2 separate regions of the Homo sapiens genome follow, and region 1 is linked to region 2. A link is an interaction called in ENCODE POLR2A ChIA-PET data of the cell type or tissue named here. Cell type or tissue: PC-9. All regions are shown on one strand. Each heading gives the region's core, and the rest is flanking DNA. Links, peaks and the distances in the headings are about the cores only.

Evidence for each region. Peaks named below come from ENCODE experiments on the same cell type or tissue, not always from the same donor. Only the 100,000 strongest peaks of a DNase experiment are listed, where the experiment ranks them.
Region 1: POLR2A ChIA-PET joins it to region 2 with 6 read pairs; 3 of 35 experiments call an interaction of 5 or more read pairs at or near these places.

The regions. Positions count from the first base shown.
Region 1 is chr19:17,839,863-17,843,862 of GRCh38, reverse strand. JAK3 (Janus kinase 3) reads left to right here. Exons shown (of 24, transcript NM_000215.4): 3 at 1-86; 4 at 372-483; 5 at 691-836; 6 at 1,253-1,547; 7 at 2,101-2,223; 8 at 2,317-2,474; 9 at 3,522-3,633. Among named protein-coding and RNA genes, the nearest start is that of JAK3, 6.1 kb to the left of the region's middle. RefSeq lists silencers at 1,582-1,671, 1,564-1,800. In PC-9, for the core only: no CTCF peak of the experiment used is centred there; a DNase peak (open chromatin) is centred at 1,742; H3K4me3 peaks cover 2,548 bases; H3K27ac peaks cover 1,375 bases.
Region 2 is chr19:17,377,958-17,387,397 of GRCh38, reverse strand. CCDC194 (coiled-coil domain containing 194) reads left to right here. Exons shown (of 4, transcript NM_001395222.1): 4 at 1-202. LOC105372298 (a long non-coding RNA gene) reads left to right here and starts at 7,626. Exons shown (of 3, transcript XR_936362.3): 1 at 7,626-7,718; 2 at 7,912-7,985; 3 at 8,568-8,608. RefSeq lists an enhancer at 7,350-8,238. In PC-9, for the core only: a CTCF peak has its summit at 3,200 (motif pointing left); a DNase peak (open chromatin) is centred at 4,477; H3K4me3 peaks cover 661 bases; H3K27ac peaks cover 723 bases.

The DNA of each region.
Region 1 (4,000 bases), core at 1-4,000, 460 kb before region 2:
ACGGAGGACCTGTCCTGCTGGTTCCCCCCGAGCCACATCTTCTCCGTGGAGGATGCCAGCACCCAAGTCCTGCTGTACAGGATTCGGTAGGAAGTGCCCCCCAGCCCCCAGGGATTGTACAATTTTATCATCTCCTTGCATTTCGAGGTGCCCACACCCCTGCCCCAGGGAGGTATGGTCACTACCCATTTCTCAGATGAGGAAACAGACCAGAGAGGGTGGGTCACTTGCCCAAGGTCACACAGCAAGTTAAAGGTACAAGCTGGGCTCTGTGAGGCCTCCGCAGAATCTGTCCCTCGCCCCCACCATAATGTCACTCCTACTGAGGCTGGGTTGCACTTTCATCCCAGGGTTCTCTCCTCTCCTCACAGCTTTTACTTCCCCAATTGGTTTGGGCTGGAGAAGTGCCACCGCTTCGGGCTACGCAAGGATTTGGCCAGTGCTATCCTTGACCTGCCAGTCCTGGAGCACCTCTTTGCCCAGGTGGGGTTCTGCCTGGGGTTTGACCCAGGGGGTTGGGGGTCCAAGGGGCAACATGAGGACTGGCATGCAATCAGGTGGGGCCTCGTCTGACCCTCCCTGTGGCAGTCCAGGGGTGGGGGTCAGCCCAGGATTGGGGGGGTCTGCAGGTTAACAACAGGGCTTGAAGTTGGGTGGCCTCAGCTGATGCTCCCTGTGGCGGCCCCCCAGCACCGCAGTGACCTGGTGAGTGGGCGCCTCCCCGTGGGCCTCAGTCTCAAGGAGCAGGGTGAGTGTCTCAGCCTGGCCGTGTTGGACCTGGCCCGGATGGCGCGAGAGCAGGCCCAGCGGCCGGGAGAGCTGCTGAAGACTGTCAGGTGAGAGCCACCAGGCTGTGGGGACGGCCTCTGCTTGGGAGTGAGCAACGTGGGCTCCATCGGGGCTTTGCCGGGCTCCCACCATGGAGTTCTCCTGCAAGCTTTCAGGGTGTTCCTATGACCCAGGGCCTCCCACGAACCCAGCCCTCTCCACCCCCAGGCTCCAGCTGGACAGACACCTGACCTCCCCCAGCTAAAAGGCCTGTGGGGTCCCTGTCCGACCTGTGGGCGCCAATGGCCCTCCCCTACTCTGAGGTCCGGTCCTCATACCTGACCCTGAATGAGAGTCTGTGTGTGCCTGGTGCCCCAACTAGGGCCGCACCCCAGCCCCTGGGCTAAAGCCTGGGTTTGTGTGTGTCCCCGCGGGGACCCCTCCCGACGCTGAGGGCCGGCTCCCTCCCCTCCAACCCCTGCAGCTACAAGGCCTGCCTACCCCCAAGCCTGCGCGACCTGATCCAGGGCCTGAGCTTCGTGACGCGGAGGCGTATTCGGAGGACGGTGCGCAGAGCCCTGCGCCGCGTGGCCGCCTGCCAGGCAGACCGGCACTCGCTCATGGCCAAGTACATCATGGACCTGGAGCGGCTGGATCCAGCCGGGGCCGCCGAGACCTTCCACGTGGGCCTCCCTGGGGCCCTTGGTGGCCACGACGGGCTGGGGCTGCTCCGCGTGGCTGGTGACGGCGGCATCGCCTGGACCCAGGGAGAACAGGAGGTGAGGGCGGACTCCCCCGCTGGGCGGGGCCAACGTGGGGGCGGGGCTCGGGGAGGGGCCGGAGAGTGGTAGGGGATGTGGGGCGGAGCCAAAACGAAAGACTTGGGGAAGTGGGCGAGGCTTAATGAGGGGCGGGGCTTAGTGAGGGAGGAGACTGCGGGAATGGGAGGGGCAAACTGAGTGAAGGGTTGGGCTGAGCGACCCGGGAATGAAAATGGGAGGGGTTGAGGAGTGGGTGGGTGGGCGCTGGAACGAGGCAAGACTAAGAGGCAGAGTGAGGCTCCGAGAGCTGGGAGGCTGCGAAGCGGGGCAGGGATCAAGGGGCGGGGTCCGGCAGAGAGAAGGAGGCGGGGATTGGCAGAGCGGGTGGGAGATGTTTGGGGATGGGTAGGGGAGGTGTTGAGAGGTTGGAGTTGATAGGAGGGGGCGCGGCTTGGAAGGGTTGAATGGCAAAGGGATAGGGAGTGGATGGTGTGGCTTGGGGGTGGGTTCATGGGCGTGGTTTGGCGGGGTCCAGCTGGGCCCCCACTTCGGTACTCCCCCTCCTTCCCAGGTCCTCCAGCCCTTCTGCGACTTTCCAGAAATCGTAGACATTAGCATCAAGCAGGCCCCGCGCGTTGGCCCGGCCGGAGAGCACCGCCTGGTCACTGTTACCAGGACAGACAACCAGATTTTAGTGGGTGCAGGATTCCCCTCCCCTTCAGCCTTACCCCGAGGGCGGGACCGGCACCCTCGGGTTTCACTGGGCTCTGACGCTTGTCCCTCGCAGGAGGCCGAGTTCCCAGGGCTGCCCGAGGCTCTGTCGTTCGTGGCGCTCGTGGACGGCTACTTCCGGCTGACCACGGACTCCCAGCACTTCTTCTGCAAGGAGGTGGCACCGCCGAGGCTGCTGGAGGAAGTGGCCGAGCAGTGCCACGGCCCCATCACGTAAGGACCTGTCCCCCATTCCCGGCCTCTGTGGCCACTCAGGGCCCCTCCCCTTCTCTATGCCTCAGTGTCCTCACCTTCCAGGAGCCCTGGACAGGGGTCAAGTTTTCAAACCACACCTGCCGCACAGTCAGCGCTCAGTGAAGCTGAAGTATTCCTTCTGCTTCACAGGGCGACCACTACTCTCTCTCTCTCTGACCCCAGGGCCATTTCCTGGAGATGGACAAGTCGCCCACCTTCACCTACAGCCTCTTGTTTAATCTCCCAGGAAGGGCCAGGCATAGTGGGGCACACCTGCAATCGCAGCGCTTTGAGGGGCCAAGGCAGGAGGATTGTTTGAACTCAGGAGTTGGAGACAAGTCTAGGCAACAGGAGAGACCCCATCTCTACAAAAAAAGAAAAAAAAATAGCTGGGTGTGGTGGTTGACCTGTAGTCCCAGCGACTCCGGAGGCTGAGGCAGGAGGATCACTTGAGCCCAGGAGTTGGAGGCTGCAGTGAGCTGAGATTGCACTCCAGCCTGGGCAACCAAGCAAGACCCTGTCTCTATTAAAACAAACAAACAAACAAACAATCTCCCAGAAGAGGCCAAGACTTACGGCTGATTTTCTTTTTTCTTTTTTTTTTTGAGACGGAGTCTGGCTCTGTCGCCCAGGCTGGAGTGCAGTGGCACGATCTCGGCTCAATGCAACCTCTGCTTCCCAGGGTCACGCCATTCTCCTGCCTCAGCCTCCCGAGTAGCTGGGACTACAGGTGCTCGCCACCACGCCCGGCTATTTTTTTGTATTTTCAGTAGCGACGGGGTTTCACGGTGTTAGCCAGGATGGTGTTGATCTCCTGACCTCGTGATCCACCTGCCTCGGCCTCCCAAAATGCTGGGATTACAGGCGTGAGCCACGGCGCCTGGCCCATGGCTGATTTTATAAATGGGGGGAGGGTGTCACCTGGCAAGGATCCCAGGGCTACAGAGGTACCTGAATTTGAGCCCAGGTCTCTCTGTCTTCTTCTATCTCTGACTCCTCCCCATTCCCTCTCACCTTCCCCCACAGTCTGGACTTTGCCATCAACAAGCTCAAGACTGGGGGCTCACGTCCTGGCTCCTATGTTCTCCGCCGCAGCCCCCAGGACTTTGACAGCTTCCTCCTCACTGTCTGTGTCCAGGTCGGTCTACTGCTAGGGTGGGTAGTGGAGGGCTGCCTGGAGGAGGTGACGTTTGAATTGAGATTTAAAAGATCAGTCAGCATTTGGTTCCTGAAGAATAGGAGGGAAAAGACACCCCCGGTGAACAGAACAGCATATTCAAAGGTCTAAAGACTGGAATGAGTTCATGGTGCTTTAGGAGAAAGGACTGAGGCTGGGCACAGTGGCTTACGCCTGTAATCCCAGCACTTTGGGAGGCTGAGGTAGGCAGATCAAGAGATCAAGAGATCGAAACCATCCTGGCCAAAATGGTGAAACCCTGTCTCTACTAAAAATATAAAACTTAGCTGGGCGTGGTAGTGGGCATCTGTAGTCCCAGCTACTCGGG
Region 2 (9,440 bases), core at 2,842-6,841:
AGGGGACTTTTATCCAAATATCTCTGAAGGAGATGCTGGTCACAGCCTCCACCTCTGGGGAGCGAACCAGGGGTCTGGGAATCGGTGGGGGACATACTTGCACATTTCTCTATGTACCTTTTGTAAAAATTGCATTTTTAAAAACCATGCACATGTGTCACTTATTACAAATTAAAAATTAAAAATTGTTTTTAAAAATGTCTGGGCTGAGTGTGGTGGTGGCTCGTGTCTATAATCCCAGCACATTGGGAGGCTGAAGCAGGAGGATCACTTGAGCCCAGGAGTTGGAGAACAGCCTGAGCAATGTAAGGAGACCACCATCTTTACAAAAAGTTTAAAAATTAGCCAGGCGTGGTGGTGCGCACCTGTAGTCCCAGCTACTTGGGAGGCTGAGGCAGGAGAATCGCTTGAACCCTGGGGGTAGAGGTTGCAGTAAGCCAAGATCACTCCATTGCACTCCAGCCTGGGCGACAGAGTGAGACCCTGTCTCAAAAACTAAATGAATAGGCTGGGCACGGTGGCTCACACCTGTAATCCCAGCACTTTGGGAGTCCGAGGCAGGTGGATCATCTGAGGTCAAGAGTTCAAGACCAGCCTGGCCAACATGGTGAAACCCCATCTCTACTAAAAATACAAAAATTAGCAGGGCGAGGTGGTGGGCGTCTGTAATCCCAGCTACTTGGGAGGCTGAGGCAGGAGAATCGCTTGAATCTGGGAGGCAGAGGTTGTAGTGAGCCCAGATTGCACCACTGCACTCCAGCCTGGGCAACAGAGCGAGACTCCATTTCAAAAAAATAAATAAGTAAATACAAATAACAATTAGCCGGGCGTGGTGGTGCACACCTGTAGTCCCAGCTACACGGGAGGCTGTGCCAGGAGAATCGCTTGAACCCTGGAGGTGGAGGTTGCAGTGAGCTGAGATCGTAGCCACTGCACTCCAGTCTGGGTGACAGAGTGAGACCTGTTACTCAAAAACTAAGTACATAAAAATAAATTTAAAAAATTCCTAAGAGGCCGGTGTAGAGAGGGGATTGGAAGCTCTTGGAACTCTGACACCACCCCCTTTAGCCAGTCCTGCTCACGATCCTCCCATCCACCTGGGGTTTGTAGGTGCCTGATCAGGACCTTCACCTGAGAGGGGGCTCATCTGGAGGCTCTGCCTATGGGGAAAATGAGGCTGCGGGAAGGGGAGATCTAGCTGTTGTGTTCCGCCAACGGCCACCAGGGGCCGCCCCAGCCAGCAGATCCAGTTGCAGCCTCCTGAGGGCCCAGAGTTTGAGAGTCGGACAGGGTGGGTCTGAGACCACCTCCCCCGGCCCTGGCGTCAATCCAGAAGCCAGCAGGAAACGGTTCCTCCTTCTGGAGTCAGCCAGAGCTGGAAGCCTGGAGACTGGCCTCGCCCCAGCCAGGACCCCAGGGACGCAAGACCCCCTCACCACGGCGCTGTGTGGTCCAAGAACTGGCCCGTGTAAAGGGCAGGGCACAGGGCTGTCCATGGGAACTAAGTCATTGTCACCATTATGCATTTATTTCCACTGCTGGCTCCATCTTGACCATACCCGAGGGACCACTGAACATCAGTTCTGAGCCAGCCGTGGTGGCTCACTCCTGTAATCCCAACACTTTGGGAGGCCAAGGCGCACTGATCACTTGGGATCAGGAGTTCGAGACCAGCCCGGCCAACATGGTGAAACCCCATCTCTACTAAAAATACAAAAAAATAGCTGGGTGTGGTCATGGGCATCTGTAAACCCAGCTATTCCGGAGGCTGAGGCAGGAGAATTGCTTGAACCCGGGAAGCAGAGGTTGCAGTGAGCCGAGATCGCGCCACTGCACTCCAGCCTGAGCGACAGAGCGAGACTCCGTCTCCAAAAAAAAAAAAAATCAGTTCTGGGGATGGAGGGTGATAGGGAGCCATGGCAGATGTGTAAGTAGGAGGGGCACAGGCAGAACTAGTGTCAAAGAATTTTGGGAAGCGGGGAATTTGAGGCTGGAGGCTTTGAACCCCAGGGAAGTCATAAGACAAGAGTCGGTGAGTATTCGAGGTGACTTGAGGAGGGTAGGCTGAGAACTTGGTCTGCACTGAGGCTCCCTGGATGCCCAGAGAGGCAAACAGCACTTCTCAGTGAGACCTGCCTCCCACCCTACAGAGCCAGCCACTGAGCTGTCCTTGTTCTGTCTCCCTGCCTCCACCTGTCTAATGATCCCTCTTGGTCTCTGTTGATCATCTCTCTCTTTCTTTCTTTTTTTTTTGAGATGGAGTTTCGCTCTTTTTGCCTAGGCTAGAGTGCAATGGTGCGATTTTGGCTCACTGCAACCTCCGCCCCCTCAGTTTAAGTGATTCTCCTGCCTCAGCCTCCTGAGTAGCTGGGATTACAGGTGCGCATAACCACAGCCAGCAAATTTTTTTTTTTTTTTTTTTTTTTTTAGTAGAGACAGGATTTCACCATGTTGGCCAGGCTGGTCTTGAACCCCTGACCTCAGGTGATCCACCTGCCTTGGCCTCCCAAAGTGTTGGGATTATGGGCCTGAGCCACCGCACCCAGCCTTTTTTTTTTTTTTTTTTTTTTTTGAGACGGAATCTTGCTCTGTTCCCCAGGCTGGAGTGCAGTGGCGTGATCTCGGCTCACGGCAACCTCCACCTCCCTGGTTCAAATGATTCTCCTGCCTCACCTTCCCAAGTAGCTGGAATTACAGGCACGTGCCACTACACTGGGCTAATTTTTTTTTTTTTTTTTTTTGAGACGGAGTCTCGCTCTGTCGCCAGGCTGGAGTGCAGTGGCGTGGTCTCGGCTCACTGCAACCTCCGCCTCCTGGGTTCAAGTGATTCTCCTGCCTCAGCCTCCCAAGTAGACTCCCAAGGGATTACAGGCACGTGCCACCACACCTAGCTAATTTTTGTATTTTTTTTAGTAGAGATGGGGTTTCGCCATGTTGGCCAGGCTGGTCTTGAACTCCTGACCTCATGATCCGCCCGCCTCGGCCTCCAAGTGCTGGGATTACAGGTGTGAGCCACTGCGCCTGGCCAATATTTTTATTTTTAGTGGAGACAGGGTTTCACCATGTTGGGCCAGGCTGGTTTCGAACTCCTGACCTCAGGTGATTCACCTGCATCGGCCTCCCAAAGTGCTGGGATTACAGGCGTGAGCAACAGCACCCGCCCTCTGCTGGTCATCTCTTTAAGTGTCTTTCTGTCTCTGGTTATCTCTGTCTGTCTACCCCTGTCTCCAGGGCACCATCCTGGGTAATCCCTATCCGTGGCCACACTGGACCTCCCCTCCCATAGCTGGAGGGACAGGGGTAGGGGACAAAAATGGAAAGCCCACAGTGGCCTTGGCAGGAGGGGACATGGGCTAGTTGCAACCTGACCTTTCCAGCCCTCCAGTCACAGGCAAGGAAGTAGGTCCCTGTTTTTCTTTTTATTTATTTATTTATTTATGACACCGAGTTTCACTGTTGTTGCCCAGGCTGGAGTGCAATGGCGCAGTCTCAGCTCACTGCAACCTCCACCTCCCGGGTTTAAGCGATTCTTCTGCCTCAGCCTCCCCAGTGCTGGGATTACAGGCATGCGCCAGGACACTTGGCTAGTTTTGTATTTTTAGTAGAGACGGGGTTTCTCCATGTTGGTCAGGGTGGTCTCAAACTCCTGGCCTCAGGTGATCTGCCTGCCTCAGCCTCCCAAAGTGCTGGGATTACAGGCGTGAGCCACCACGCCCAGCCTAGGTCCCTGTTTTTCAGCAGGGAACACAGAGTCCCAGAGAGCACAGGTTTCCCCCACCCCACAGAGGGACTCTCTTCGCTGCCTCCGTCACCTCCAAAAGCACAAAACTTAACTTCACTTCGATTAACCAAAAACCAAACTCACAGACATAAAAGTGGAGGGTTGGCCCGGTGCAGTGGCTAATGCCTGTAATCCCAGCATTTTGGGAGGCTGAGTTAGGAGGATCACTTGAGGTCAGGAGTTCAAGACCAGTCTGTCCAATATGGTGAAACCCAGTCTCTATTAAAAATATAACAATTAGCCGGGGGTGGTAGTGTGTACCTGTAGTCCCATCTACTTAGGAGGCTGAGCCAGAATTGCTCTAACCTGGGAGACAGAGGTTGCAGTGAGCCGAAATGGCGCCACTGCACTCCAGCCTGGGCGACAGAGCGAGACTCCGTCTCAAAAAAAACAAAAAAAGAAAAAGAAAAAAAAAAGCCAGGCGCAGGGGCTCACGCCTGTAATCCTAGCACTTTGGGAGGCCGAGGTGGGTGGATCACGAGGTCAGGAGATCGAGACCATCCTGGCTAACACGGTGAAACCCCATCTCTACTAAAGGCACAAAAAATTAGCCTGTAGTCCCCAGCTACTCTAGAGGCTGAAGCAGGAGAATGGCATGAACCCGGAAGGAGGCGGAGCTTGCAGTGAGCCAAGATCGTGCCACTGCACTCCAGCCTGGGCAACAGCGCAACACTCCGTCTCAAAAAAAAAAAAACAAAATAGTGGAAGGTTTTCTGAACTTCACTGAAATCCTTCTTCACCAGAAATATCACTTCCTCAAGGACCTTCCTGAAGTTCTGAGTGATTTTGTTTTTTTTTAACTCGTGTCTCCATGAGGACTTCAGTGTCAGTTTTCAGGGAGTGACACAGAGTTGACTTCCTCATGACAGTTTTTCCTTCTCCACTCAAACAAACAAATGAAACCAAATCAATTGTTTTCTGTTTAGAAAAACAAAAGGGTTTAAAAAGCAAGCCTGATTTTCTGATGCCCCTCCAAGGGAATTTGAAGGGATTCATGTGCAAAATTTCCTGTGAACATGACAAATTGTTTTCAGGAAAAAACCCAACACTCACATCAGGGCTGATGCATTTGACTTCATGTAGATTCTTGATCAGGCACTCACATTCTCCCTCCAGATTTTTCTGGCCAAGGACACAAACAGAACATTTTCATAAAGTCCATGTTTGGAGATTTCAGACATCGCAGGCAAAGATGTCAATGAAAACAACCTCTTTGAAGGACAAATTGGTGACAACTATCAAAATGTAAAAATGTGCCCACTTTGAGACCCAGTAATTTCATTCATTTCTGGAAATTTGATTTTCTTTCTTTCTTTCTTTCTTTCTTTCTTTCTTTTTTTTTTTTTTTTTTTTTTTGAGACCGGGTCTCACTCTGTCACCCAGGCTGGAGTGCAGTGGTGTGATCTCGGCTCACTGCAACCTGTGCCTCCTGGATTCAAGCAATTCTCTGCCTCAGCCTCCCAAGTAGCTGGGACTACCACACCCGGCTAATTTTTGTATTTTTTGAAGAGATGGGATTTCAACATGTTGCCCAGGCTGGTCTCAAACTCCTGGACTCAAGTGATCCGCCTGCCTTGGCTTTCCAAAGTGCTTTGGATTACAGATGTGAGCCACCGCACCCAGCCAGGAAATTTGATTTTAAATCTTCTTTTATTTATTGAAAAACTAACTCAGAAAAAATCTAAGTGTCCATTCATAATTTTATGGTACTGTATCTGGTGAAAACCTAAACAGCCAGCCATAGGAGTCAATGAATCTCAAAGACATAATACTGTGCAAAAAGAGGAAGGTCTATCTTTACCTTTTTTTTTTTTTTTTTTTTTGAGATGGAGTCTCACTCTGTAGCCCAGGCTAGAGTGCAGTGGCACGATCTGGGCTCACTGCAACCTCCACCTCCCAGGTTCAAGCAATTCTTCTGCCTCAGCCTCCCGTGTAGCTGGGAGTACTGGCATCCGCCACCATATCTAGCTAATTTTTGTATTTTTAGTAGAGATGGGGTTTCACCATATTGGCCAGGCTGGTCTCGAACTCCTGACCTCGTGATCTACCCGCCTCGACCTCCCAAAGTGCTGGGATTACAGGTGTGAGCCACGACCCCCAGCCTACCCTTTTTGCTAAAAAAAAAAAAAAAAAAAAAAAAAAAAAAAAAAAAAAAAAAATCAGGCCTGGCGTGGTGGCTCACGCCTGTAATCCCAGCAATTTGGGAGGATGAGGTGGGTGGATCACCTGTGGTCAGGAGTTCGACACCAGCCTGGCCAACATGGCGAAAGCCCATCTGTACTAAAAAATACCAAAAAAAAAAAAAAAATTAGCTAGGCATGGTGGTGTGCACCTGTAATCCCAGCTACTCAGGAGGCTGAGGCAGGAGAATCACTTGAACCCAGAGGTGGAGGTTGCAGTGAGCCAAGATCATGCCATTGCATGCCAGCCTGGACGACAAGAGAAAACTCTGCCTCAAAACAAACAAACAAAAAGTTACAAAGTTAAATCAGCTAATATAACAAATGATCCAAAACAGAAACATTACAAATTAAAGGTGTGAGATCAAATTAGAAAAGGACACCAAATATTGTTTTTGGGCTTGATACAAATAACATTGGTATGTATATTTAAAACTCTGCTTCTCACATGGTGACAACTGTTCAAAATTGTGGCACATCAGTACCATCAGGTCCGGGGGGCTTTTTGTTTTCTGGGAGTTTGAGGTTGCCTTTATTTTTCCTTGTCAACTGGTATCACATTCATACATACATAGATGCAACATCTTCTATATACAATGAAGAACAGCCAAGATCTTAAGTGTACACCAAGACCCACATCTACTGGCATTGGCCCAGACACTGCACCCAGCCTCAGCTCCTCTGCTGGACCCTGGTCACCCACACTTCATCCCCATCATGCTCTCCTTTCCCCAGTGCTCTCACAGGCCTGGGGCACCGGCAGCTGGGAATACTGCCCCTCCCCTATGTCTGAGTTCCTCAGCCTGACATCAGAGGCCAGGCATGATCCAGCCCTCACATCTTAAAAAATGCCATCATTGCCCGGTGCGGTGGTTCATTCTGTAATCTCAGCACTTTGGGAGTCCAAGGCAGGTGGATCACCTGAGGTCAGGAGTTTGTGACCAGCCTGGTCAACATGGTGGAACCCCGTCTCTACTAAAAATACAAAAATTAGCTGAGCAGTAGTGCTGCACATCTGTAATCCCAGCTACTTGGGAGGCTGAGGCAGGAGAATTGCTTGAACTCTGGAGGCAGAGGTTGCAGTGAGCCGAGATCGCACCACTGCACTCCATCCTGAGCAATAGAGCAAGACTCTGTCTCAAAAAAAAAAGGCCATCATTTATTAAGACTGAGTATGTTCCAGGCATGACGTCAAGTACTTCAAAACTGGCTATGTTGTTGGCCAGGTGAGGTAGCTCACGCCTGTAATCCGAGCACTTTGGGAGGCCGACGCAGGCGGATCACGAGGTCAGGAGTTTGAGACCAGCCTGGTGAAACCCTGTCTCTACTAAAAATACAAAAAATTAGCCAGGCATGCTGGCGCGTGCCTGTAGTCCCAGCTACTCAGGAGGCTGAGGCAGGAGAATCCCTTGAACCCAGGAGGCAGAGGCTGTGGTGAGCCAAGATAGTGCCACTGCACTCCAGCCTGGGGAACAGTGCCAGACTCCATCTCAAAAAAAAAAAAAAAAAACAAAAAAAAAAAACAAAAAAAACTGGCTATGTTGTCTTCACTTGATTTTTGTTTTGTTTTTGTTTTTTGGGTTTTTTTTTTTTTAGAACAGGGTCTTGAACTTGTGGGCTCCAACGATTCTCCCACCTCTGCCTCCCTAACTGCTGGGATTACAGGTGTGAGCCACTGCACCTGGCTATCTCCACTTCGGACAGGAGAAAACTGAGGCCCAGGGAGGGAAAGTCACTTCTCCAAGGCCACAAAGCTGGTAGGTGGCACAGTCAGAACTCAACTCCAGAACTCTAAACTGTAATGCTGGGTTCACTCAGACTACATTGCCCCCATTACGGAGGATGTTCTCCTCCTGCCCAGCTCTGGGGGGCTCTGGGTGGGTCTGGCCAACCCAGAGAAATGGCTGGTTGGGCACCCGTGGCAGCCCCCAGCCCTCCTTCCCCCACTAGCAGCCGCCGACGACGCCGCTGGGAAGGGTCCGGAATCAGGATCAGGAACCACCGGGTAGCTGCAAAGGTCAAAGGTCAGACATGGGTTTCCTGCCCACCCCTGGGAACTTCCTTCTTCTCAACTCTACACTCGCCTCACTGAGCACCACCCTGGAGTACCCCTCCGCTCTGTCAACGACCCCTCCCCACTCTGTTACCCTGGCTAATGGGGGGACGGGTCCCCACGCCCCAGCCTTCACATTGCCCTACAGAGGACAGCAATTGCATGATTGTCACCTGTCCGGAGTCCAGCCTCCTTTCCGGCTCCCTGCTCCTGTTCCTCCAGCCCACCCTGACTCCACAGGGTGGGGGGTACCTGTCCCAGTCTGTCTCCCAAGACTGGGAGTTGCTTGTGGCTGAGGTTGGGACTGACACCTCTTGGGGGGCCCTGGCATCACCCAGCATGGAGCAAACAAAGAAGGGACTCCAGGGAGGGTTTCCCTGGAGCTCCTGATCCTGGGAGATAGGCAGGACACACAGAATCCTTTGCTTCCGGGTCCCCAAATCCCCTCCAGGCCCAACTGGGGGGTGACCCACAGCGACCCCAGAAAACTCCCGTGGTTTTTTTGGTTTGTTTGTTTTTGTTTTTGAGACAGAGTTTCTCTCTTATCTCCCAGGATGGAGTGCAGTGGCCCGATCTCGCTTCACTGCAACCTCCGCCTCCCGGGTTCAAGTGGTTCTCCTGCCTCAGCTTCCCAAGCAGCTGGGATTACAGGTGCTCGCCACCACACACGGCTAATTTTTGTATTTTTAGTGGAGATGGGGTTTCACCATATTGGCCAGGCTGGTCTCGCACTCCTGACCTCAGGTGATCCGCCTGCCTCAGCCTCACAAAGTGCTGAGATTACAGGTGTGAGCCACTATGCCCGGCCGCCCATGGGGTTTTGAGTGTCGGGGGAGGAATCTCAGTCCCACGTATCCACCACTTGTCATTCACCATCTCACGGAGCCCCCAGCAGTGCCTCCAGCAGGAAATGATCCTAATCATAACAACAGCCACAGAGTGACGAGGCACTGGGTATACCCCGTCTCACAAAGGGGAAAAGGGAGGCACAGACATGCGAGGCCTCTTGCCCGAGCTCTCCCGGGACAAAGCCAGCTCTTCCCCGCTCCAAGTTCATTATTCCTTGTGCTGCAGTTTCCTGGAGCATTTACTGAGCATCTAAGTGAACAGGGCACTGGGGGCAATGACAGAGCTTGGGGAGCCAGCGCCACCGCCATCCATGGCTCAGCCCTCCGTGACGCCCTCCTATGCAATTACTAATCACCTACTGCTTCTCCATCCCTAGGCTAGCTAAGAGTTTCACACTTTTTCTGTTTTTTTTTTTTTTTGAAACAGAGTCTTGCTCTATACCCCAGGCTGGAGTGCAATGGCACGATCTCTGCTCACCGCAACCTCCGACTCCTGGGTTCAAGCGATTCTCCTGCCTCAGCCTCCTGGGTAGCTGGAATTACAGGCGAGCACCACCACACCTGGCTAAGTTTTGTAT